Linked DNA regions of Homo sapiens: all the other regions are linked to region 1. The links are chromatin contacts, found by Hi-C or POLR2A ChIA-PET in ENCODE. All regions are on one chromosome and are shown on one strand. Each heading gives the region's core, a stretch centred on a gene start or an enhancer-like site at or near the end of the contact. The rest is flanking DNA. Distances are from core to core; before and after follow the strand shown.

Region 1 (4,147 bases), core at 559-3,058:
TTAGTTGCATTTATTGAATCACAAAATATTCGAATTTATAGCTATCGTCTATTTGTCCCCTCCCTGCCCCGTCTTGTATTTATTTTTCTCTCCATTCTTGCCTGCTTTACAGTTGTTTGGGTTGGTTTAATCATTCTTTTTCCTCCTCCAATAATTTGGATAACTATACACAGTATTTCCAGTCCTACAGTGTTTATCCCAGTAATGACAATCTGGATTCTTAAATTCGTCAAAGTGTATTTGGTATCTATCTTCACCTTCCTCCTGAAGAATATAAGGATCTTAGAACACTTTAACTCCATTCACCCAAGTAAATGCCATCACTGTTGTGTATTTTAAATCTGTTTTTATCCAGAAGTCATTGTTATTGTTTCACACTATCGCTGTTCTTCATTTTTCTTTATTCCCAGTTGCATCAGACCTCCGTCTGGGATCATCTTTTTCCTGCCTGAAGTTCCAGCTTTGGAATCTCCCTCCGGAGGGTCTACCAGTGGCAAACTCTTAAGTTTTTGTATTTGTAAGTGCTATGATTTCACCTACGTTCTGGATACATGTGCCTCATACTGGGTACATAATTCTTGAAATACATTTTCACTGAATATATAATTCTAAGATGATGGTTATTTTCTCTCTGGCTTTGTTGCTCTTGATGAAAAGTCAGGTGTGAATCTATTATTCTCTTTTTCTATGTGCCAGAAAGAGGTGTTGGATTTTATTGTGAGGGAAATAGGGAGGAAAATTTTTAAGCACAGGGTGACCCCGTCAGATCTGCATTTTAGAAGCACACTCTGGCACTGTGTGGCTGAGATCGGAGGGAGGGCAGCTCCGCGAGGTCTCTGCTGTGGTCCAGAGAAAAGACGGGGCGAACCTGGGAGGTGGGTGCGGTGAGGGCAGGCAGACCCGAGTCCCCGAGGGGATGCCGGAGCGACAGAAGTTGGGGTCAGTACAGGAAGGAGCAGGGACGACGCCGGGCTCCCAGTGAGGAATGGAGGCGCGTTAGCGAAAAAGGAAGGGGGGTGGGGAATCAAGAGTTCGTCTCGTGCCACAAATGGTTGAGCCCCCACTAAGCACCTAGCGCCCAGTACACGCGGGTTTGGGGAAGGCTGGGGCAGCGCGGCGGCAAAATCCGTCCCCGGGGGACCTCAGCTCCACCGCGGCCGCTCCTGCCGCGAACGAGGGCCCGGCCCGGGAGCCCTCGAGGCAGCGCCCGCGTCTGACCCGTGCGTCTGGGCACCGACCACCGAGGGTCGGGTGGATGGACAAATGGAAGGGCGGATGGAGGGGTGGGTGGACGGACGTGGAGACACTGGCCAAACTGCGCCGCGGAGAAGGCCGGATTAGGGAGACCTCGGCCCTGCGACGTCCGGACACGGTGGGAAGCCTTTTGGGTCCCGGCTCTCCTGCAACTCGAGGGGCTGCGCCTCGGGCCCAGTCTCCTCCGCTGCGGGAGGTGAGCAAATGGCCTCCCCGCTCTGAGCCTTGACTTTGTCGTCGGCTCCACTGGGCCCTGCCACTTCGGCCCCTGGCAGTCACCGGGAGGCTATGAGGCGCCCGCCTGGGTATTAAGGATCACGTCCCGCCCCGGCGTCACAGCAAGACGGGGCGCGCGAGCCTCCGCCCCGCCCCAGCCGGTGACCGAGCCAAATAAGTCCCACGGCAGCGCTCGCGGCTCGCGGCCCGCGGCCCAATCGCAACCCGCGGGGGCGGGCCCCGGGGGCGGGGTTCCGATGGGGGCGGGGCTCGGGGGCGGAGCTGACCCTCAGGGCGCGAGCCGAGCCCGCGGCCGTTCCGCGCGCTCCCGCCCCGCCCCCTCCTTGCGCGCGCTCGCTCGCTGGCGCCGAGGAAAACGTTGCGCAGGTTCAAAAATGGAACGTCGGCGGCGTGAGGGAGCGCGAGGGGGTGTGCGCGCGTGCGCGTGCGCGTGCGCGCCCGGACGAGGGTGACGGGGACCCCGCCAGCCCCAGCATCGCGCGCCGCAGCCGCGGCCCCGCAGCTCCGCCCCCGGCCCGGCCCGGCCCCGGGCCCGCTCGCCCGCCGCCCCGCATGGAGCTGTCAGCCATCGGCGAGCAGGTGTTCGCCGTGGAGAGCATCCGGAAGAAGCGCGTGCGGAAGGTGAGGCTGCCCGGGGGCGGCTCCCAGGACCCCAGTGGGGTCCCTCCCGTCCCCAGCACCGCTCCCTCCACGCTGGGGCTGAAGGGGAAAGCGGGGCGCGGGGGCCCCGGCAGCCCTGCGCTGCTGGGCCCGTCTCCCCAGCCCGTGCCTCAGTTTCCCTGCCACCGTGTAGGGCGAGTAGAACAAAAGTTGTCGCTCCAGGATGCTAGTGGCGGCCGAGCCTGCCTGAGCTGGAGATTAGGATCGGACGTAGGGATCCTCAGCGCCATCCCACCTCGCTCCCCTTTTATTGTAAATATGGGGAGACTGAGGCCCAAGTTGAAAGGACTTGCCTAGCGCGTTATGGTCAGAGCTGGGTTTTGAACTCGGGACTCTGGACGCTTGGCACCAAATCCTTTCAAGTTGTAAGTGGAGCTTTGGAAAAGTCTCCTCCGGCCTCTGAAGTTTTTCCTGCTGGACTTTGGCCTTTTCCGATCCTGCCCCCTCTACGCCACCCGAGCACATCCCTATTCCCCGCCCCCACCCCCACCTCAACTCCTAGCCCAGGCCAGGGCTCTGAAGCCCGCCCCCTGCGCTGGGGCATCCCCTAGTCTCCTACCCCATCTGCCTTCTTCAAAACATACACCCTGCAATTTAAGGAGGTGTCTGTTCTGCTGGTTTCAGAACCCCACACTTTGGGGCTAGACTTTGTCCGGGCCTGGCGTCTACACCTCCCGTGCACTTGTTTGGCGAGGGGGCTCGCCTAAGGCTGGGGAAATCCTTGGGGAGAAGTTCCTTTCCTGGTACGCACTACTGTCCTTCCTTTGTCTCCTCCTCCCTGCAGCCCTTTGGGAGGCTCCAGGCCGACTGGGAGGGGCCTTAGGGGGTCACCTCCTCCCATTTAACAGAGACAAAAACTGAGGCCCAGGCAGAGGAAGTGACCTGCTCAAGGTCACCGAGCAAGTTAGATAGGGAGGTAGAGCAGGAGCTCAACTGGGCTGATTGGCAGCCCATCTTCTTTCTCCATAGAGAAAACTCAGTCCTGGCATCTCGGGCCAAGGGTGAAGGTCAAGGTGGTCAGGAGCATCTTTTCTTCCTCCAGCTGTGCTTGGGGTTTTACTCTTCTGATTGAGGCAGCTGTTCCTCCTCCTTCTCCTTTTTCCTAGGGTTTTCTCCACTTAAAAGAGAATTGATTTATTCCACAAAGCTCAGTGCTTTTCGTGCTGTGTAGCCTGAAGCAGGCACAGCACTAACTCCCTCTACGATGGAGCCCGCAGGGTAGCACAAGAGGGCGAGATCATCATTCCTTCGGCCAGTCACTCAAAATATTTATTGAGGGTTGGTCAGGTACCAGGCACCAGTCTAAGCCCCAGGGATCCACCCCTTCCCTCAGGGAGCTGGCATTCTGCAGAGGCGGCACACAGTGAATGAGGAGATACAGACAGATGCCTTCAGATGGAGCTGTGTGCTCTGCAGAAATAGAACTGCAAGGTGCCAGTGGAGACAGCATGGGAGAGGGTCACCAGGGAAAGCCTCTGTGAGGAGGTATCATATTTTGGTCTTAAAGTTCTGGCGTGCAGGGGCTTCACTCACAATGGGGTTGGACTGTAAACTTTTTTTTTTCTTGGCACCAAGATCTCACTCTGTCACCCAGGCTGCAGTGCAGGGGCATGAACATGGCTCACTGCAGCCTCAACCTCCCCGGCTCAAACGATCCTCCTGCCTCAGCCTCCTGTGTAGCTGGGACCACAGACAAGTGCCACCATGCCCAACTAATTTCCTTTTTTCAGAGACAGGGGTCTCACCGTGTTGCCCAGGCTTGTCTCAAACTCCTTCCTGGGCTCAAGCGATCTTCCAGCCTCAGCCTTCCAAAGTGTTGGGATGACAGGCTTGAGCCACCGTAACTGTAAACTTTTAAAGCCTGTGAGGAAGGGAGGGGCCTGGCTCTACTTTCTAACAACCACAGGGCTGACCACCCCTTCTGAAGGTGGAGACTTTGCCAGTCTTCCATGGGGTCCTGCCAGGGTCTTTTGAGTTGAGAGTCCTCAAGTCACTG
Region 2 (4,147 bases), core at 1,112-3,611, 400 kb after region 1:
AGAAGTCCTTTGCCCATGTGACCCTCATGCAAGAGAAAATGAAGGCCAGAGAGCCCCATTGACTTGTCCAAGGCCACAGAGCTCATTGGTGTGGCACACAGGACACTTATTATTATTCTGATTCCTTGGCTTGTGGCTTCATCACTCCAATCTCTTCCTCCATGGTCACATTGCCCTCTGCTCGTCTTCTCTGCCTCTCTTTGGTTTTTTGTTTGTTTTGAAACAGAGTCTTGCTCTGTCACCCAGGCTGGAGTGTGGTGGCTTGATCTTGGCTCACTGTGGCCTTGACTTCCCAGGCTCAAGCTATCCTCCCACCTCAGCCTCCTGAGTAGCTGGGATTACAGGTACACACCACCATGCCCAGCTAATTATTTTCTTTTTTTGTTTTTCTTTTTTAGAGATGGGTGGTGGGGGGGGGGGGTCTCACTAATTTGGCCAGGCTGGTCTCAAACTCCTGAGCTCAAGCAATCCACCTGCCTCAGCCTCTCAAAGTGCTGGGATTACAGGCGTGTGCCACAGTGCCCAGCCCCTATCTTTCTCTTAAAGGGTTACTTGTGTTACACTTAGGGCCCACCCTGATAATCTAGGATAATCTCATTTCAAAATCTTTAGTCACATCTGCAAAGTCTTTGCATGTAGATAACAGTCACAGATTCCAAGCATTAGTACCGAATTCCTGTAGCGACCATTATTCTGCCTGCTCCCAGCCCCCAGAGGATGCAGAGTTTAAGAGGGGCCTGCCTTCAGTCAGCCTGTGGGCATGAGCCTCACATATCCACTCAGCACATCCTGGGAGGGGACCTGGACTCCCCCCCGACCCCAGCAAGGCCAGACCCCCCTGTCTGCCAGGACCCCCGGAGAGGGGGAAGCAGGCTGTGCAATGGAGGAGGTAGGATGTGGCAACTCCATAGAAGTGGTTAGGACAGAATTCTGGAGTTGCGCATCCCAGAGATGAGGAGTCAGAGAGGCCCTTCCCCTACCTGGATGCTGCCCCTACGTCTGATTTGAATTCTCCTTTCATTGCTCCATCCAGCAGACACTCAGACCAGAGCCAGGCTCGGTACCAGGCTCTGGAGAGCTTGTCCATGTCCTCAAAGAGCTTGCAGTCTAAACCTAGGAGTGATAATGGCCAGCACCGTGGTCTCCAGGAGGGTGGAAGAGCAGGAGACTCTTCTCTTTCCAGAGCAGGCAATGGAGGCCCAGGAAAGGGGACTGTTCTTGTCTGGAGTTGGGCTGAAGCCGCTTTAGCATGAGGGTTTTGCCTTTCCTCAATCCTCCGACCCCACAGCCTTCCTGTTCCTGCCTCGGTGATTTTGTCATTCTTGTCTCGTTTCCTCTTGGTACTTTAAAAGTAAAATAACGACTGTTCATCTGCCCTTAGAAGGGCTGGCACAGAAAGAGATTCATCCCAAGCTGTGCACCTGCTCTATCTGTACAGTTGGCGGATGGGGAGCCAAGGAACAGGACCCCCGGAGTCAGGCAGCATTTTACTCAAACGCTGAGCACTCGTTCCAAGTCTGAGTAAGGTAGAAGAATGAGTGGCCAGCCCTGCCTTCCCACAGCTCAAGTGCAGCAAGCACCGTCCTTAAAACAGAAGAGCTGGCCGGGCGCGGTGGCTCATACCTGTAATCCTAGTACTTTGGGAAGCCGAGGCGGGAGAATCACTGGAGCTCAGGAGTTCGTGACCAGCCTAGGCAAACATAGTGAGATCTCGTCTCTATTTAAATAAAATAGAAAATCTGTTTAAAACAAACAAAAAATAGAAGAGCTGTCGTGAAACTTGGGTGCTCTGGGTAAAGCTTGGGAAGAGGCAGGGCCTCCCAGCATGTCTGGAATCCCCAAATTAGCAACCTGTTTCCTTGTCTGAAAAATGGGTGTAGAAATGGCCGGCTAAGAGGACAACGGCACTGGTGCCGGGTGTTGAGCAAGCCCTCGACAGCCTCACCGAGAGTGCACCAAGGGCCACCCGCGCGCTGCCGCTCCCAGGGCTCCCACCCTCCCCTCGGACGCCGGCCTGGTGAACCAGGCTGCAGGCGCGCGTGGGAGCGCTCAGAGCTGTCTCAGGTGTTCTGAGCCGCCAGATCGGGAGTCCAGTGCCCTGCTGAGCCCGAGCCCCAGCACAGGCTCCCGTCGCGTCCTCCCGCAGCCCGGGGTCCCCGCCCGCCCAGCGCCTCCCACGCGCGGACTCCTAGGCTGAGCGCGCAGGGCAGCGGGGCCCACGCGAGGGCGGGGCGAGCCGGGGCTTTGTGTTCAAACCGGCCAATGGGTGGCGGCGGTGGGCGGTGACGGCCGGCGGGGCCTGACCAATGGGCTGCGGCCTGTCAGCGTTGACTGACAGGCGCACACATACAGAGTCGGCCACACGCGCGCCGCCCGGCCCCACTCGCGCAGCGCGGGCCTCCGCCGGCCGCATTGTCCGCCCGCCCGCCTTGTCCCGCGTCGCCGCTCTTCGCGTGCCCGCGCGCCCCGGGCCCGGCCGCTGTGTCGCCCTGAGCGGAGCGCCGCCCGCGGGATCCCCACGCGGAAAGGGGGCGCGCCCCGGCGGCGGCCTGGCCTCGGACGCCCCCGGCCGGGCTAGAAGCCGCCGCGGCAGCAGGTGAGTGCGGGCGAGCTCAGGAGAGGGTTGGGGGGCCGCGGCCCGGCCTGACCCCGGGTCACCGTCGGGCCACTCGGGCGGGGCCGCGCCGCCAGGCCTGCTTCCTCCTCTCCGGGACGTGCTGGGCCGGATCCAGCCTCCACCCGGGTCCGCGGCCCGCGCCCTGACTCACCTCCTGGCCCCCGCCCCGCCTGCCGCGCCACTGGTCAGCCGGGAGGGCGGTGTCTGCGGGCGGGACTTCCCGGGCAGCCTCCCGGGAGGAGGAGGGCAAAGGCCGACTGCCCCAACCCGGCCCCGGGCAGCGCCTACGGGTTTTGTGCCAGACAGGCCGTTTCCAGGGACAGGCAGTTCCCAGCCTCTGCCTGTCAGAACTCAGGGCCTCAGAGGAAGGCCCGTTTTGTTCAGTTCTAAAACAAAACAAAACAAAGCAATGGGGGGCGCGGTGTGACTTAGAGAGCCAGGAGGCGCGCCTTTGGTGACAATTTCTGCAGGTTTGGCCTGTGGGAATGAGGGCAGAGGGAGTTAGCACCGGGCGTTTGGCAGGTCCCACAAGGGCGTGTGGCCTGGCTGTGCCCAGGGAGTGGAAATGTCACGAGGAAGATGCCCCAGATCTGGTTTAAGTCTGAAGATGGATGGAGATGTTTGTGATGGGGAAGGGCGGAATTGAGAAAGGAAGTCGCCCAGCTGAGAAGTGGGGAAGGATGCTTTCCGATGAGCGTTTCCTAACTGATTGTTAGGGAGGAGGTGGGGCGGGGGTGGTGTCTATTATGATTCGCAGTAGTAGATTTCAGCTCCCAGAGGCTCACTTCTTGTTTTGGAGAATGGGGCCTCGACCTTTTTCATCTTGTGAAACCCAGACTCAATGGTAAACTGTTTTGTGATGCCAGGATGCCGCAGGAAAGACTGAGAGGCATCTCTGGGAGTTCTGGGAGGGCGGAGGCGGGTGCTGACAGTTTTCAGCACTCCCCGCTCAACCTCCATCAGAATATTTAGTTCTTCCCAGCGGCAGCTTGGGTATGGTATAAACATGTTGCCTTGTTTCTGCCCTGGGCAAAGGTGTCACCTCCTTCAGCAGGACAGAGGCTAAGAGGAGTCCCTGTGTGGGCAGCTGGAGCCTTCAGGTAGGGACCGTACGGGCGGGGCAGGGAGGGGGGAGGGGAGATTACCTTATAAGGACAGGAATAGAGACAAGGACCCAGGCCAACTTCCTGCTTTTCCTACTACCAATCGGTCCCTTTTCCAACACCAGCTAAAAGTAGAGGGGATGCCAGATGGGCGTCTGACCTGGGAAGATGCCAACAAGGCCAGGACATGAGGCTGCTTGTTTTTCAGAGGAGGACTTTCTAGCTGGACTAACCAGACCTTCGGGTTTCTGCAGCCTGGGTTGGGAAGTGGACTTCTATACTCACCACACAACCCAGAGAACTGGTCATTTAAGTATCAACCAGGAATATTAGAAGTGATCAAAAGTCACAAGCAAGTGCTAGGAATTCCCAAGTGACTTTGTTGTACGGGCCAGCAGAGGCACTAACGTTGAGACTCCCCATGTTG
Region 3 (4,147 bases), core at 835-3,334, 360 kb after region 1:
TATCTATTTGTTCACATGGCTGTCTGTTCACTGGACTGTGCCTTCCATGGGATCAAGGTCCTCATCTTACTCCTCTCTGAATCACTAGCACCTGACGAGGGCTGAGCTCCCAGTAGATGCTGTAACTGCCCAATGGGTTCACCTTGCCCACTGCCTAGACAGAGCCGATGTATCAAGACAGGGGGATTGCAATGGAGAAAGGTAATTCAAACAGAGCCAGCTGTGCGGGAGAGGGGAGTTTTATTATTACTCAAATTACTCAAACAGAGGAATGCAGCGGTGAGATTTGGGTTTTGGCAGGGTCATGTTGACTATGGTACAGAGGATAAATTAGAGAGGTGCAAGACTGCAGCCAGGGAGTCCCACCAGGAGATTGCACTCAGGTAGATGGGATTGTGGTGTTGTGCACATGGAGGGTGCCATGAACGTGGCCAGAAAGGCTGTATCAGGAAATAGTGAGGAGTCGAAATTGGCATGCTTGTGACTGGAAGTGGGCTGTTGTAGTGGGAAGGGTGAAGGACTCCCCCCTGTTTTCTGATGGAGGCAACTGGGTCGGGGGTGGTGCCATTTACTGGAATGGGGAATGCAGGAAGAGCAGATTGGAGGGAGATGATCAATTCAGTTTGGGACACACTGAGTTTGAAGGGCTTGTGGAACATTCTGGTGCACATGGCTAGGAGGCAGTTGAATATGCTACCCAAGCATTCAGGGATCAGAGGTTTTAAAGATAATTTTGTGGGTAGGGGCTTGGCAAGCGAGGAGTGTTGATTGATTAAGTCGAAGATGGAATACTGAGGGGGTCGAAGTGAGGTTTTCTTGCTGTCTTCTGTTCCTGGGTGGGATCACAGAACTGTTTGAGCCACATTACTGGTCTGGGTGGTGTCAGCTGATCCATCGAGCGCAGGGTCTGCAAAATATCTCAAGCGCTGATCTTAGGTTTTACAATAGTGATGTTATCCCCAGGAGCAATTTGGGAAGGTTCAGACTCTTGCAGCCAGAGGCTGCTGTGTGACCCCTAAACCATAATTTCTAATGTTGTAGCTAATTTGTTAGTCCTACAAAGGCAGACTGGTCCCAAGGCAGGAAGGGAGCCTTTTTGGGAAAGGGCTATTGTCAATTTTGTTTCAGAGTAAAACTATAAACTAAATTCCTTCCCAAGGTTCGTTCAGCCTATGCCTAGGAATGAACAAAGACAGCTTAAAGGCTAGAAAGGCAAGATGGAGTGGGTTAGGTCTGATCTCTTTCACTGTCATAATTTCCTCAGTTATAATTTTGGCAAAGACAGCTTCAATGCTAGTAAATGTGGCAGTGGGGTTTCACCCCAAGTACTCATCACAATAATAAAGGTTTAAACTACGAAGTACCCAACTGACCCTTTGATCTACCAATCAAATAATAGAATCCGCCAGTTCTTCCCCTTTCCCCTTTTCCTTCTCCGTACTTTCGGATTAATTTTCCCTCCCAAGGGGAAGAAAAGGCAGGCTCTGGGCAACTGTGTCTGAAATTAGGTGGTACAAATGTCTCCTAGTGACTAGAGCTAGGTGACCATACAAGGGTGTGGCACAGAGGAAGGAGCCCCTGGGTTCCTTCTCCAGGGAGATTACCTCCATCCTTTACCAAGTTACTTAACCTCTCTGAACTTTAGTTCAGATGGGATGACGAATATTATCACCTAAAAGTACTGTAATGAGAATCAAGTGAGATATTAATTGTACAGCCCTACAAAAATGCTAGTTATTATCAGGCTTTTCAGATCCCAATAAAGTAGTGGCTAAGTGTCACGACACCAACAAGTTGCATTTGTTATTTCAAGTGACTAAAAGAACCTCCCAAGGCAGTACTGCTTTTCGAAGTTTGTTTCCCTAGAAAAAGAACTTCAATGTGTCCCCTGCTCCTCGGGCACGCTTAAGACAACTATAAGTGAAGTCCCGCCTCCCTGGCCTCTAAACCACGCCCCTGTCCTTGCAAACGCCTGACTTATAAGGGCCTTTCACTCTGATTGATACTTTTATCCACCAATAATAAGTGAAATTCTCGTCAACGTCCGGTGAGGGGGCAGGACTTCCTTGCTGGTTGCTAAGACACTCTTGTTTCGCTCCTTGACAACCCTGGCGGGGGTTCGCTGGCTGCGGCCCCGGCTCCGGCCCCCGCAGGAGCAGGTGAGGCCCCGGGGCGCGGCGGGCAGCCAGGCGGGGAGGGCCGGCCCGGAGGGAGGGCGGGAGGCAACGCAGGGCGGAAGAGGCCTCGCCCGCCGCCGAGGCCCCACCTCGGTCTCCTGCCTGCTGTTCCCCTGCCCCAGGTCTTCCCATCCTCAACCCCCACCCTCACCCCCACTTCGGGACCTGCGAGCTCTGTCGTGACAGGTTTGCCATCGCGACTCTGCCGGCTGCTCTTCCCCACCCACCCAAGGCCTGCCCAGCTTCGTGGTCCCGCGTCCCCCTTTAGCCGACTTCCCCCAGCACCTTGATCCCTCGACCTTTCGCGGAGTAATTCCCTCTCCCGCGGGGTCGCCATCAACTAGGTCAGACCGCTCTTGGCTTGGAGAGTTGGCGACTTACTGGGATTCTGGGCTGGTCATTTCCCCTGTTTGGGCCTCAGTTTCCCCATCTGTAAATGAGAAGTTGAGTTGAGTGATCTCTAAGGCCTCTTCCACTCTGACGTTCTAGGATGTCGTTGTTCTTTGACCCAACTTTAGGCTTCCGAGAGGATGTGCTCCCCAATGGGAGGTATCGTGTATTGTGAAAATAACTTGGCAAACCTAATTTGGATTCCCAGTCTCAAGACCTACCCTCCCTGCGCTTTTAATCAGTGCATATGTAAAATCAGTATACGTCGGTGCATCTCCTTTGGTAATTCTGAGGCTAATATGAAGTACAGAGTCCAGTCCAGTATAGATTCAGTATTTGTTAGTTTCTTTCCTTTGTCTCTTCACCACATTTTCCCTCTCTGGGAAATGTTATCAACCCGGTCAGCATGAACTGTCATTTCTCCAGTTGACCCTCTCTGATCTTCCTCCTGGGCTTCCATGGTTAGGGTTACTTAGGGGTGGGGAGGGGACAGATGGAGATTGAAATACAGTCATGTACCATATAACAACGTTTTGGTCAAGAAAGACCACAGATACCACGGTGGTGCCCTAAGGTTATAATGGAGCTGACAAATTTCTATCACCTAGTTACATAGCTATCGTAATGTCAAAGCAAAATGCATGACTCACGTGTGTGGTGATGCTGGTGTAAGCAAACCTACAGTGCTGCCAGTCATATAAAATATAGCACATACAATTGTGTACAGGACATCATACTTGATAATGGTAATAAATGACTGTTACTTGTTTATGTGTTTACTATCCTACACTTTTATTGTTATTTTACAGTGTACACTCCTCCTACTTATAAGAAAATAAAATTTAACCGTAAACAGTCTTAGATAGGTCCTTCAGGAGGTATTCAAGCAAAAGGCTTTGTTATCATAGGAGATGACAGCTCCATGCGTGTTATTGCCCTGAAGACCGTCCAGCGGGACAAGATGTGGTAGTGGAAGATAGTGACACTAAGCATCCTGACCCTGTGTAGGCTTAGGCTAGTGTATCTGTGTCTGAGTTTTAACAAAAAAGTTAAAAATGTTAAAAATAAAAAATAAAGGCCAGGAGCGGTGGCTCACGCCTATTAATCCCAGCACTTCGGGAGGCCGACACAGGCAGATCACCTGAGGTCAAGAGTTTGAGACTAGCCTGGCCAACATGGTAAAACCTGTCCCTACTAAAAATACAAAAAATTAGCCAGACGTGGTAGCGGGCACCTGTAATCCCAGCTACTCAGGAGGCTGAGACAGGAGAATGGCGTGAACCCGGGAGGTGGAGGTTTCAGTGCGCCGAGATAGCGCCATTGCGCTCAAGCCTGGGCAACAAGAGTAAAACTTTGTCTCAAAAAAAAAAAAGTAAAAAAGAAATAGAAAATTTATAAGTAGAAAAAAGCTTATAGAATAAAGATATAAAGAAAGAAAATATTTTTGTATAGCTGTACAATGTGTTTGTGTTTTAAGCTAAGTGTTACTACGAAAGAGTCAAAAAGTTAACAAAATCAAAACTTTTACAAAGTAAAAAGTTACAGTAAGCTAAGGTTAACTTATTATGGAAGAAAGAAAA
Region 4 (4,147 bases), core at 754-3,253, 350 kb before region 1:
CGGCCCTGGCGCAACAGAGCCCGATAGAGACTCAGCACCGCCTCTCGGCTCCACGGGGCCATGGGGGACTGGCAGGGGCTGGGTGTCACACTATAAACAGAAGGAAAGACATACAAGCCTAGTATCAGAATTAATAACAAAAGGACCTGTAGAGACTATGTGAGGGCTTTTTAATCCAAGTTCCAGAGACCCCCCGCTCCAGGTCACCGTATGACTTAATGGCAAGACTAGAACTAGAGACCCCAGCCTCTGGATGCCCATTCTGGAAACATACAGGTTGTGGTTCACCAGGGCTCAAATCCTGGCCCTGCCACTTACTTGCCATATGACTTTGGGCAAAGGACTGAACCCCCGCTGAGCACCAGCTTCCTCACTTATAAAATGGAGATTAGGATATTATGGCAATAGTACCTACCACATAGGATTATTTTGAGAACTGTGCACGTAATGAACGGTAATAGAACTTCACCACAGGGGGTGATCTAGGAGGGTTGAAGACAAGCACTCAGCCATACTTGAATCCTGGCACCAGCACTTACGAGCTGCATGACCGTGGGCAAGTCTCCTAACCTCTCTGTGACTGTCTCAGTTCCTCATCTGTGAAGTGAGGATAAAAATCATATTTTGCCCATACGGTTGGCATAAGCACTAAATGAGTTTAATGTATGTGAATATGTTTAGAACAGCACTTGGCACACACGAAGCACTCTATCAACAGCAGATATTATTAGTAGCACCTAGCCAGGTTTGTAAATGCTCAATAAATAATTACATTTAAGTATAAACTGCCACTGCCTTCCTTCAGTAACAATAAACCCTTACACAAGCATATCTGTAAAGTGCTTTGTTGCCCATGACCACATTTAAATTAAGAATCTAGAAGGTGGTCAGGGTTCTTAGTAACAGTAAATGCTTATTGCATTATATTGCACTATATACAACGTGCAATGTTCGAAGCATGTCTCACATAACAACTCATTCTGTCAGCTACCCTAGGGGTCAACATTACCCCATTTTAAGTGGAGGAAACAATCTCCCAGAGGGAAGTAACTTGCCCGCGGGCCCACAGCTGTCAAGGGGAGGGCTGCACTCCTGACCCCAACTCTGCCTGCCTCTGGAATGAGTTACCCTTTGCTGGAGCCGGACCGTGTGTACAGCACTTCTGGGTGCTCCACGAACTTTCCCAGCACAGCGCTTGGCACATACAAGGGGCTCAAAATTATGCGTAACGGAGAGAATTTCACAACGTCCCTATGTGGAAGAAATGATCACCTCCGTTTCAGAAATAAAGAAATGACACCAAGTGGGGGAAGTATTTGGCTGGAAAAAAAGATTGGACTTTGGGCCCAAAGTCCGCGAGCCCTTAGCCTCCGGCCTTGCTAACTTCCTGCGCAAGCTTGAGCAAGCCACCATCCCTGCCCATTTTTCCTCAACTGTTTAAGAGATCCCTCGGCCCTAAGGACCTCCCGATGCAGAAAATCAACAGAAGTGTTTGATGCTGTAAAAGGCGACTGTCACGGCGAGGGCTGTAACTACAAGGTCGCTGGGCGACTGGGCGGCTGAGCCCCAGCCAGTCTGCACTTCACCAACCGTGGGGGCCGGGCCGGGGTGCGGAGGCCCAGAGGCCAGGGCAGGCCTGCTTCGGGGCACTGGAGGTCTCCGAGGTTGGGGCGGGGCGGGGCAGCCGAGGGGTCTCCCAGGGGAAAGTCCAGGGCGGGATGGGGCGAGACCCCCGGCTGCATGCTGGTATCCTGACTCCGGGCCGCATGCGAGGCGCCGGCAGCAGCCTGAGAGGAGGCGCTGCAACCTCCCCGCCGCCCAGCCGCCGGCGGCCCTCATTCCTTCTCTCACTCACCCGCAGGCCGTGCGCGCTACCACTCCGCAGGACTCGCCTCTGGCCGGGTACCTCTCCCCGGGTCACCCATCAACATGGCCCCTTCACTTCCGGGACACGACCTTGCGCACGGAGCTGCGAAGGGGCTGAAGGGAGCACGAGGGCGAGTGGAGGCGGAGGGACTTCCGGTCTTCTCCAAGCTCTCTCTCGGGCCCCGCCCCCTGCGCATGATTCCGCCCCCCAATCCTGAGCCCCGCCTCCGTGTGTGACCTCACCAAGGGACTGGCCTGCAGAGGCCACTCGCGCCCCGCCCCCAGAGGACTCCGGTGTCCGGGTCCGGCTGTGGGTACCGGGGTGGTCCCGATGCTGGCAGAAGTTCAGAGGGCAGGAGGTAGCCTCGCTGTCCAACAAGGCTGCCGCACCGGGTAGGCCCCTCACCTGCTGGCAACCCCTTAGCCTGTCGGGGTACCTGGCCAGCCTCCTGTACTGTATATGCTGATCTCTGGCTGGGGCCCTGGGGTACCTGAGGGAATTCTAACACTAATATTCAGAGCTCCTCAAAACCCATTTTCTCAGATCGCCTTCTTTTCATCCCTCCATGCTGTTCCTACTCCCCAGGCCCCATGGCTTCTGGCAAACTCCTACCCTTCCTTCAAAGTCTACCTCAAATGCCCCCCTTCACTGGGAAATCTCTCCCAGCCCCTTCCTCGCCTCCCTCTAACACACTCACGTGCCTTCTTTGGGCCCCACGGAAATGTCTGCACATCTTACGCCTCATAATCTGTTCAACAACAAAACGTATTTCTTGGCGCCTACCATATGCCAGGCACTGTAATTTATCCATTTGCTTCTCTGTCTCTCACTAGATTTGAGGACGGAGGCCGTGTCTCTATGGAAGCTCCCTCCCCCAACTGCCTCCCTCCATGCCTGGCTCTGCCAAGCCCAGGGCCTGGGGCTTTGGAGTCCGGGGCCACCGGGGCCACCGCTGGCTCCTAGTTCCAGTTCCACCACTTAGGGACAGCTGCCCTCTGCCAAGTTTCCTAACCTCACCCAGCCTTGGGGCTGTGGTGAGGATTAAAAGGTAATATCTACCAGTAGAGGGGTGGGCAATTGCAGAATAGTCAGGCTATCTGATAAAAGGACGAGAACCAGGAGAAGAACATTGCAGGGAAGAGCATTTCAGGCCTCCCCCCAGGTAAGCCTTTAAGCTCAGCGTGGTCTAGGAGCCACAGGGAGAAAGCCAGTGCTTTCGCAGCTGAGTGAGCAGGAGCTGGGAAAGAGGCCAGAGGGGAGGCCCTTACCAGAACTGGGAGGGAGATGGCGGGTGCAAAGGAACCACAGCAGGGTTCAGAGCCAAGAAGTGCTGGGATCTGACTTCCCTTTCAATGGGATCTGTCTGGCTTGAGAATAACGGAATGGAACCAGGGCTGAGGCAGGGAGACCAATCAAGAGTCTGTTGCAGGGCTGGGCACGGTGGCTCACGTCTGTAATCCCAGCACTTTGGGAGGCTGAGGTGGGCGGATCTACTTGAGGTCAGGAGTTCGAGACCAGCCTGACCAACATGGTGAAACCCCATCTCTACTAAAAATACAAAAATTAGCCGGGAGTGGTGGCATTGTACCTGTAATCCCAGTTACTTGGGAGGCTGAGGCAGGAGAATTGCTTGAGCCTGGGAGGCAGAGGTTGCAGTGAGCCAAGATCACGCTACTGTACTCCAGCCTGGGCGACAGAACAAGACTCGGTCTCAAAAAAAAGAAAAAGAAAAGAAAAGAAAACCAAGATGGAGAGAGGCATAGTAGTTTCTAAGACACTGAGCTAAGAAGGAAAGAAGCTTTCAGTGGAAGCCAAGTCTGTCTTACTCTGAAATGTGTGTTCTTTCCACTCTTTCAGGCTGCCCTAATTTGCTTTTTAAAGAATTTTGTGACCCAAATAAATATAATTGGTGGCATTTCCATCGGCATACCAGATGACCTCTTCATATCTCTCCTGACTTTCTTGTTCTATGGAATGTTATTTTTCGGAGGGAGGGACAGAGGGAGGTCATTTGGAGGGGTCTCCCCTTCGGATCAGCCCCTCTAGATCCACTTGCTCTTCAGGGTCTTATCTTTACTTAGACTGACAAGGCCTCTCCCTGCCCCCGATGCTTCCGTGGCAATGGAGTGTGGGCAGTGAGGTGGTATCTAGCACTTACATGTACGTACCCATGGTGCCTTTGTAGGCCAGAGACCCACGGCAGGGGGCACTGACCCAAACCTCAGGGCTCTGCCAGGTTTCACAGGGCAAGAGGCATTCCAGGATCTCTTGGATTGATAT
Region 5 (4,147 bases), core at 923-3,422, 310 kb after region 1:
GCTCACGCCTGTAATCCCAGCACTTTGGGAGGCCGAGGCAGGTGGATCACCTGAGGTCAGGAGTTCAAGACCAGCCTGGCCAACATATTGAAACTCCATCTCTACTAAAAATACAAAAATTAGCTGGGCGTGGTGGCGTGCACCTGTAGTCCCAGCTACTTGGGAGACTGAGGCAGGAGAATTGCTTGAACCCGCAAGGCAGAGGTTCCAGTGAGCCGAGATCACGCCACCGCACTGCAGCCTGGGTGACAGAGCAAGACTCTGTCTCAAAAATAAAATAAAATAAAAAATAAAGTCATTCTAGGAGATCAACAGACCAGTTTAAACACAATTTGACTCCAGCCTCTGGACCCATTTATCCAAACTGTCCCCAAAGTCTCAGGGGGCAGCTCAGGTAAAGGTGGCACCATTTGGTGCCCAAGTCACAGTGGCTCTGCTGCTCTTGGCAGCAGCCCTCTCTCTTGGCATCTCCTGTCCTTCCCTGGACTTCCTATGACAGTTTCTCCTGGGGATGCTATCTCCGTGTTTCTGTCTTCACGGCACACGTGTAGATGTACCAGGAGTCCCGATGTCTCATGCATCCCCAGGACTTTAGCAGGGCCTACCGCTGGCCTTTGCCTTCCAAGAGCCCAGCCCATCTCTCTGTCCATGAGATGCTTCCTCCAAGCCCAGCTGCCTGCCCTGGGTTTTGAGGTTACGACTTCAGTGAGCACCAGCACACATCCACGCACACACAGCACTCAGGTTCCTGGCATACAGCGCTTGTGTTTGCTTCTCTCCTCTTTCACAACTCAGGTATGGATGAAAATCCCTGGCTCCTAGAGATGGGTGAACAGGGTGGACATCATCCTAACATGTGTGGAGAGAGGGAGGTGGAGCACGTGTGCCTGGGAACACTGGACAAAATCCCCGTGGCTGGAGAGCGTCCCCCAGGGTTGTGGCTTCCTGGGAAACATTCCGGTCTCTCCCCACCACCAGCGCTATGTGAAGTACACTCGAAACCACAGTGGTAGCCGTGGTGGTCCAGAGATCCTGGTTTGCGCTTTCCCTTCAAGTCAAAAATGCAGGCTTGGAAGGGAGACAGAGCTGGGAATAACCACAGCCCTCCCAAGGCCCTTCCAGCCCTGGGAATCCGTATTGGTCAGGAAAGACCTCATGGAAAATTGGAGCTGGGGATAAAGTGTGGAGGATAGTAGGATTGTTTTTAAGTTTTTAATTGCAAAGTTAATTTTCAACAAAATATATATAGACATTTTTGACAGAAGAAAGTAAAACGCTCCTCTGCCACCCCCACAGCACAGCCCACTCCCATTCCTGCTGTTCCTTCTGGGCCTGGTCCACATGCCCACCAGGCACGTGGCACCGCTTGCCAACGAAGGCAGACTGCAGTGGGGGTGGGGGGTTTCTCTGGACCTGTGAGGCTCTAAGCCCCCAAGGATTCAGAGGAGAGAATTTCCATCATCCTCTGAGATCACAGGAAGATTCTGTAATGAGGGTGGCGGGGAGTGAACTCTGCTCCTTCAGAAGGTTGGAGGTGGGGGTGACGGGCAGGTGGCCACAGTATAAACAGAAGTTAGGTCAAAATCCGAGCCTCCCCCCAACCCCCAACACTGGCCTCTTCTCCACCTCTAACCGCTCCCACTCCAGCCCCATCCACAGTCTGGTCCGGTGAAACGTGCCTAAGCTCGCAGGCGGCTCCAACGCAGCCACCCGGTGACCTTGGACAGAGGCCTGACCTCAGGTGTCTCAGTTTCCTCATTTCTATTGTGAGCCTGTCCACGGCAAGGCTCAATTGCGACCGAGCTTGTGGCGCGCCCAGTGCACAGCCCCACCCGGAAGAAAGCTCCCTCCCGGGTGGATGTGAACATAACCGGCTTGGGGAGGGGGCCCGAGCACGGGAGGGCTGGGATGGGGGTCACCCAGGAGCCCCGCCGCGCGGCCCTCGGGTCGCCGGCCCCTGCGCTGTGACCGCGGCGAGATAAGGTCCCAGGCGCTGCCCTCGCTCCTCGCCGCATCCCCGGCGGCGCCCCCAGCCGGGCGCCCGGCACTGAACGGGTGCGGGGCTGGGCCGGGGCCAGGGCCGGCCCGGGGAAGCGAGTGGGGCGGGGCCGCCGCGCCCGCTCCCCCTCCCCGCCGCCTGCCGTCTTCTCCTCCTCCCGCCGCCCGGGCTCAGAGCGGCGGCAGCAGCGGCCGCGGCGACAGCTCCAGCTCCGGCTCCGGCTCCGGCTCCGGCTCCGGCTCCCGCGCCTGCCCCGCTCGGCCCAGCGCGCCCGGGCTCCGCGCCCCGACCCCGCCGCCGCGCCTGCCGGGGGCCTCGGGCGCCCCCGCCGCCCGCCTCACGCTGAAGTTCCTGGCCGTGCTGCTGGCCGCGGGCATGCTGGCGTTCCTCGGTGCCGTCATCTGCATCATCGCCAGCGTGCCCCTGGCGGCCAGCCCGGCGCGGGCGCTGCCCGGCGGCGCCGACAATGCTTCGGTCGCCTCGGGCGCCGCCGCGTCCCCGGGCCCGCAGCGGAGCCTGAGCGCGCTGCACGGCGCGGGCGGTTCAGCCGGGCCCCCCGCGCTGCCCGGGGCACCCGCGGCCAGCGCGCACCCGCTGCCGCCCGGGCCCCTGTTCAGCCGCTTCCTGTGCACGCCGCTGGCTGCTGCCTGCCCGTCGGGGGCCCAGCAGGGGGACGCGGCGGGCGCTGCGCCGGGCGAGCGCGAAGAGCTGCTGCTGCTGCAGAGCACGGCCGAGCAGCTGCGCCAGACGGCGCTGCAGCAGGAGGCGCGCATCCGCGCCGACCAGGACACCATCCGTGAGCTCACCGGCAAGCTGGGCCGCTGCGAGAGCGGCCTGCCGCGCGGCCTCCAGGGCGCCGGGCCCCGCCGCGACACCATGGCCGACGGGCCCTGGGACTCGCCTGCGCTCATTCTGGAGCTGGAGGACGCCGTGCGCGCCCTGCGGGACCGCATCGACCGCCTGGAGGTGAGCGCCGCGCGCCGTCGGGGGAGCCGCCCGGGTGGTGTGAGGGGCCGCCCGGCCGCGGTCGTCCGGCGGTCCCCGAGCCTCCGGTCTCCCGTCTGTGTTCCGGGGACGATCGCGCCTTCCTCGCTGGCGAGGCGGGGGGATTTCGATAGGGAACGCGGGCAGGCGTCTGGCACGGTGACTGAGGCACAGAGGGCGCGCCAGAAAGATTCGCTCCCCACCCTTTTCCGTCTCCAGGCACCTCTCTGAGCCTCAGTTTCTGTGTCTGTAAAATAGGTATAACAGTGTCCACTTGTAGTGGAAATTGAATCAAATGTAGGTGTGTGAAAATGCTTGGCACGTACTAGGACCTCATTAAATGTCCCTTTCATTTCCTTCTTCCGGACACCCCCAAATCAGCCCAGCTCCACGCTCACACTTTATGGCCAGGAGATGGATGCGCTGTCCAAAGGACTTGGGGTCCTCCCCTCATTACACAGAGCCGGGAACAGAGTGCCCTATAAGACAAACCTGGGTGCCCCTCACCACCTCCCTACCCTGAATCTCCCACTCTGGCTCAGACTATGACCCAAACCGCAGGAGCTCAGGTGCCAGGCGCCCAGCCTCACACACCTGGAAGCCCACAGCTCTTGGGTGGGGGCTGAATGGAGAACAGGGCCCCCCGAGCTCCTCCTCCTCCACTCACTTTTCCAGGCTTTCCTGACTCAGGCTTGGGGTCAGACACAAGGGGTCCAGCATGGGGGAACCCACTCTTGGCTCTCATGTGACCCTGGGCCAGTCATTTCCCCCCTGGAGTCCCATGGCCACCTTCCTCCCTGTAAGAATGAATTTGGGGCTCCCAGAAGTGCAAGGCAGACAGACTGGGCAGGACAAACATCCGGGACACATTCACTACCCCAGCCATGGCCTGACTTCCAGACCACAAGGAAGGGGGTTAAGCAACAAAATCAGATCTGTGGAAGGAAGAGAGAGAAAGAGGCCAAAGCCCGCGCTGCCCCCTCTGCTACCTCCACCCAGGTGGAGTGCAGCAGGCAAGTTGGAGGGAGGAGAGAGGCGGGGAGTAAATGCAGGGACCCCTTACTCCCGGGGCTTTTTAAGTTAAATCCTGGGCAAGCAGCACTGGTGATGCCCACTCACAAGGCTGAGGATGTCGTGGTCTGACAGCCCTCCAGGACGTCTGTA
Region 6 (4,147 bases), core at 1,630-4,129, 280 kb after region 1:
TCCCATTTGTCTTTCCGGCCCCAAATCAGAGGTCTCCACCTCTGAGAAGCCCTCACAGCCTCACCTCCACGTGGTAGGTTGCTCCCCTATGTCCACTCCCAAGACATCCTGTACAGACTCTTGTGGCAGGCTTATAATGCCTCCCCGAAAGATGTCCGTGTCCTAGCCCCTAGCCCCCAGAACCTGTGGATAGGATACCTTACTTACCATCCATGTTACCCTATGGTAAGAGGGTCTTTGCAAATCTGATTAAGTTGAGGTTGAGACGGAAAGATCATTCTCAATTATTTGGGCAGACCCAATGTAATCACAAGTGTTGTTAAAAGAAAGAGGCAGAAGCCAGGTGCGGTGGCTCACGCCTGTAATCCCAGTACTTTGGGAGGCTGAGGCGGGTGGATTACTTGAGGTCAGGAGTTCGAGACCAGCCTGGCTAACATGGTGAAACCCCCATCTCTACTAAATACAAAAATTAGCCGGGTGTGGTGACGCATGCCTGTAATCCCAGCTACTTGGGAGGCTGAGACTGGGAGAATTGTTTGAAACCGGGAGGCAGAGGTTGCAGTGAGCCGAGATTGTGCCACTGCACTCCCACCTGGGTGACTGAGCAAGACTCCATCTCAAAAACAAAAACAAAAGAAAGAAAGAAGCAGGAAGTGAGCAAAGGGATCGTGGAAACAGAGATTTGAGTGATGAAGCCATGAGCCAAGAAATGCCAGCAACATTTGGAAGCTGGATGAGGCACGGAACAGATACTCTCCTTGACCCTCCAAAAAGGGACCAGCCCTGAGGATACCTTCACTTGGGCCCAGTAACACTGATTTGGGACTTCCCGCCTCCAGAGTCATCAGATAACAAATGTGAGTCATTTTAAGCCACTGAGCTTGTGTTAATTTGTGAGAGCAGCAACACGAAACTCCTACACCTTTATTCTAGCATTAGTCACACTGTGTGACAGGTGCCGTTCTCACTCCACTGACAGCTCCTCAGCCTGGGGCACCTTTGTTTCCTGATGGTTTCACACAAAGCCTGGTGCTTCACAAGGGCTCACAAACACTGCTGAATGAATCAACAAGTGGACTCACCTGCTTCATCCCCCGCCTGTCTCCGTCAGCCTGAACACACACACACTGTCATACCCACTCCTCTCACCTGCTCACCCACCACCACCCACATCTCCCAGGAGGACATTTCTATTTTTACCACAGCAGCTCACCTTGGGCTGGCCAGCAAATAGCTGTTTCCCTGGAACATACTGATTTTAAGTGAGGAGAGGGATTTCTCTCAAGGTAATAATTGGACAAATCTGCTGGGAGAAAAAGACTAACATTTTGCTATGGTGGATTTGAAACCCAAGAATTGGCATTGTAGCACAGAAACGCAAAAATCTTTCCTAATGAGCCATTGATGTTCGCAAGACACAACCCTGACTCTTCACAATCCCCATTCCTCCCCACCCCATCTCAGCCCCAAGGTGGTCACTGGAAGGATGGTGAAATCTGTATTTAATGACACTGAAAGATGTCCACTTTATAGCATTAAGGGAGAAAAGCAGATTCCAGAACAGTGTGAATAGCGTGATCCCATTTTGTTAAAAAATTAAATCTACAGACAATGTGTATGTGTATGTATATACATACATACATAGGTGTACGTGAGTTTATGTACGCATAGAGCAGAGGCTGGAAGATTGGTGAAGATGTTAACAATGGTTTTATGGGGGTTATGGACAGTTGTTTTATCTGTATTTTTAAAATTGTTTTACAAAGAACAAGACTACTAACATAATGGGAAATAAAGTTCAAGTAATTTCAACATTTAAAAAGTGGAGCGTTTTGCGCGGCAGGGCTATTTTTTGTGTGTCCGTTCCTGGACAGCCCCAGCTCGATCCCCCGCCCCTCCTCAAGTGGGAAGCTGGGATCTGGGCTCCCCAGAGCAATGGCGGAAGCTTCGCGCAGCTGCGGGCGGGGAGAGGGACGCGGCCAGGTCGGGGGGCCGGGAGGGGTGCTGGGAATCGGAAAACACAGATATGACCGCGAAGGCGGTTTCTGCCGAATGACCAGATGATGACCCGCTGTGGGCCCAAGGCGGAGTGCGGGGAGCCCGTTCCTGCCCGCGGTCCCTCTCCCTCCCCCACTGCCACACCGGCCCCGCCGAATCCTCCCCGGTCTCCTGGGCGAGGACAGGTGCCGCCCGAGACCCCGGCCGCAGACAGATGCCCACGGTCACTCCGGCCTTCCTCGGCCCCATTCGCCGCACACCCCCTTCCTGCGGTGGCGTTTTTGTTTTAACTCTTCTGAACTGGTTACAAAACCACCCTCCCACGAATACATAAATAATGGGTGGGGGGCGATGTTTTAAAGAAATTCCCGCAAGGCCTGGCAAGGCAACAGCAACTGCATTTCTGCTGCATCATATTTAACTGTTTGCAGGCTGCTGCGGGAGATGCGCGGTGGCGGCGAGACTCGGGCTCCACAGCCCTTCTCCGCCCGGGGCCTGGCGAGACTCGCGTGGGGATTAAGAGGCAAGGAGAGGGTGTCAGCGATCGGGCGCCGGCAAGATGTGAGGGGGGGTGATAAGCGTAAGGCCGCAGCGTGCCCACAAGCCGGGCACCCATCGGGTCGGCCGGCAATTGCTCCCTCCGCCCGCGCGGCCCCTTTAAGAGCCAGCGCGCGCCCCCGCCCCGCGAGCGCCGACTTTCCCTAGCAACCGCCCCGGGGGAGGGGGAGGTCCTGGCAACCGCGCGCCAGCCGCGAGGATCACGTGACGGCCCGCAGCTGGAACGCGAGCGCGCGCCCCGCCGCGCTCCCGCCCGCCGGGGCCTGGGCGCTGCGGCGCGTGCGCGAGCGGTGCCGCACCGGCCGCGGGCGCAGGGAGTATTATGGGCTGTGGGTGCCGCTGAGCAAGATGGAGCTGTCTGCAGTGGGCGAGCGGGTCTTCGCGGCCGAATCCATCATCAAACGGCGGATCCGAAAGGTGAGCCGCCGCCCGGGGCGGGCCGCCGCTGTCCGCAGCCGGGGCCGGGGCCGGGGGCCCTCGGGGCGAAGCGGTCCCGCTAGCCCGGCTCCCTCGCCCAGCCCCGCGCCGCCGCCTCCTCGCGTCCCCGCATCCTCCCCACCCCCACCCCCGTTTTTCTCCCCTCTGTTTTTCAGGGACGCATCGAGTACCTGGTGAAATGGAAGGGGTGGGCGATCAAGTGAGTGTCGCGGGGTCCGGGGGCGTCGCGGGAGGGGAGGCAGCGGGCACCGGGGCCTGGGGTGGGGGTGCGCGCTCTTGCTCTCGCCGCGTGCCTGTCCCTCTCTGGTCTTCATCCTGATTTTGTGCGTTTGTGACTCGGCAGGTACAGCACTTGGGAGCCCGAGGAGAACATCCTGGACTCGCGGCTCATTGCAGCCTTCGAACAAAAGTGAGTTGTTGGGGAAGCTGGCAGGGGCTGCGAGGCCGAGGCTCGGCTGGGGCGCCGCGCGGGGAAGCGGGAGAGCCGGGGAGGGCAGCGCGGAGTGGGGCCCGGGAAGGGGCTCTTTTTAACCTCTGGTGTTTTTCGGCCGCAGGGAGAGGGAGCGTGAGCTGTATGGGCCCAAGAAGAGGGGACCCAAACCCAAAACTTTCCTCCTGAAGGTAACCTGGCCCAGCCCCAGCAGCATCCCCCTCTCGGGCCCCCAGCCCCGGCACAGCACGGGGCCTGGAAGGGAGGGACAGATACGCGGCCGCCCAAGCGGGCCGGCCTTTTCAGAGGGGCCCCAGCTGGGCAGGGGGTGGTTGTGAGCCCCCCCAGAAGCCCCTGATGGCAGGCCTCAGCCAGCATCAGCTTCAACAAGAGGGTTTTGGGACTGGGGATAATCCTCCCTGTTGAAACCAGGGGCTGGGGATGCCTTTAGGGCTCCAGGAAAGGGGGTGGCTGAGGCAGGTGGGGGATGCCCATGGGAAGGGGGCATTTGTTTGAGCTGTTATGACTGTGCTGGGAGTTGGAACCCAGGGGGAGAGTGAGTGGGGTCCCACCTCCTGGCAGGGCACAAGGAGAGGATTTGGGGGACCACCTGCCTCCCTGCCCCCAGCTTCCCCCGTTCAGTCTTTCAGGATTTGTTCTTCATGGCTCCCCTCCTTTCTTGGGGATCCAACTTGAATTTGACCTCAAATCATTTTACTTTGA

The links. A loop is a pair of places that touch in the nucleus more often than their neighbours do. ChIA-PET counts read pairs that join two places held with the same protein, here RNA polymerase II (POLR2A). Pooled maps may share reads with other maps.
Region 2: a map of gastrocnemius medialis shows a loop between it and region 1 (29-fold over the local background). The contact joins the promoter of SUN2 here to the promoter of CBX7 in region 1. A Hi-C loop is called at or near these places in 5 of 168 maps with a recorded cell type or tissue (CD14-positive monocyte, CD8-positive, alpha-beta T cell, gastrocnemius medialis and 1 more), 18 of 37 single-sample maps with no recorded cell type and 15 of 50 pooled maps. POLR2A ChIA-PET finds 5 or more read pairs at or near these places in 4 of 52 experiments (B cell, HCT116, activated CD8-positive, alpha-beta T cell and 1 more).
Region 3: a loop to region 1 is called in a map with no recorded cell type, with 6 times the contacts of the local background. The contact joins the promoter of DNAL4 here to the promoter of CBX7 in region 1. A Hi-C loop is called at or near these places in 1 of 168 maps with a recorded cell type or tissue (naive thymus-derived CD4-positive, alpha-beta T cell), 1 of 37 single-sample maps with no recorded cell type and 11 of 50 pooled maps. POLR2A ChIA-PET finds 5 or more read pairs at or near these places in 3 of 52 experiments (AG04450, BJ and WTC11).
Region 4: a loop to region 1 is called in a map with no recorded cell type, with 8 times the contacts of the local background. The contact joins the promoter of MIEF1 here to the promoter of CBX7 in region 1. A Hi-C loop is called at or near these places in 6 of 168 maps with a recorded cell type or tissue (GM23248, HL-60/S4, IMR-90 and 3 more), 4 of 37 single-sample maps with no recorded cell type and 12 of 50 pooled maps. POLR2A ChIA-PET finds 5 or more read pairs at or near these places in 3 of 52 experiments (AG04449, activated B cell and activated CD4-positive, alpha-beta T cell).
Region 5: a loop to region 1 is called in a pooled map, with 2.5 times the contacts of the local background. The contact joins the promoter of NPTXR here to the promoter of CBX7 in region 1. A Hi-C loop is called at or near these places in 1 of 168 maps with a recorded cell type or tissue (GM18951) and 4 of 50 pooled maps. POLR2A ChIA-PET finds 5 or more read pairs at or near these places in 3 of 52 experiments (MCF 10A, activated CD8-positive, alpha-beta memory T cell and activated naive CD4-positive, alpha-beta T cell).
Region 6: a loop to region 1 is called in a map of B cell, with 21 times the contacts of the local background. The contact joins the promoter of CBX6 here to the promoter of CBX7 in region 1. A Hi-C loop is called at or near these places in 37 of 168 maps with a recorded cell type or tissue (B cell, CD14-positive monocyte, CD4-positive, alpha-beta T cell and 25 more), 37 of 37 single-sample maps with no recorded cell type and 42 of 50 pooled maps. POLR2A ChIA-PET finds 5 or more read pairs at or near these places in 12 of 52 experiments (CD4-positive, alpha-beta T cell, CD4-positive, alpha-beta memory T cell, GM12878 and 8 more).

What each region holds. Positions count from the first base shown.
Region 1 is chr22:39,150,341-39,154,487 of GRCh38, reverse strand. CBX7 (chromobox 7) reads left to right here and starts at 1,808. Exons shown (of 6, transcript NM_175709.5): 1 at 1,808-2,112. The coding sequence starts at 2,044. RefSeq lists silencers at 1,502-2,071, 2,142-2,191 and an enhancer at 1,649-2,230.
Region 2 is chr22:38,754,212-38,758,358 of GRCh38, reverse strand. It overlaps SUN2 (Sad1 and UNC84 domain containing 2), which reads left to right and starts at 2,361. Exons shown (of 18, transcript NM_015374.3): 1 at 2,361-2,596. RefSeq lists enhancers at 1,080-1,219, 3,478-3,547 and silencers at 1,978-2,527, 2,638-2,987.
Region 3 is chr22:38,792,080-38,796,226 of GRCh38, reverse strand. DNAL4 (dynein axonemal light chain 4) reads left to right here and starts at 2,084. Exons shown (of 4, transcript NM_005740.3): 1 at 2,084-2,159. RefSeq lists a silencer at 1,893-2,342.
Region 4 is chr22:39,500,146-39,504,292 of GRCh38, reverse strand. MIEF1 (mitochondrial elongation factor 1) reads right to left here and starts at 2,003. Exons shown (of 6, transcript NM_019008.6): 1 at 1,856-2,003; 2 at 1-90. LOC105373035 (a long non-coding RNA gene) reads left to right here and starts at 2,133. Exons shown (of 3, transcript XR_938263.4): 1 at 2,133-2,259; 2 at 2,701-3,029; 3 at 3,725-3,801. It overlaps MIURF (mitochondrial elongation factor 1 upstream open reading frame), which reads right to left and starts at 62. Exons shown (of 1, transcript NM_001414695.1): 1 at 1-62. The coding sequence starts at 62. RefSeq lists a silencer at 1,605-1,714 and enhancers at 1,222-1,721, 1,815-1,864, 1,722-2,223.
Region 5 is chr22:38,842,053-38,846,199 of GRCh38, reverse strand. NPTXR (neuronal pentraxin receptor) reads left to right here and starts at 2,172. Exons shown (of 5, transcript NM_014293.4): 1 at 2,172-2,965. The coding sequence starts at 2,342. RefSeq lists a silencer at 2,584-2,653.
Region 6 is chr22:38,870,948-38,875,094 of GRCh38, reverse strand. It overlaps CBX6 (chromobox 6), which reads left to right and starts at 2,879. Exons shown (of 5, transcript NM_014292.5): 1 at 2,879-2,973; 2 at 3,150-3,193; 3 at 3,338-3,403; 4 at 3,549-3,615. The coding sequence starts at 2,905. RefSeq lists enhancers at 541-720, 537-1,736, 1,573-2,122, 2,123-2,673 and silencers at 2,668-2,927, 2,958-3,107, 3,208-3,257.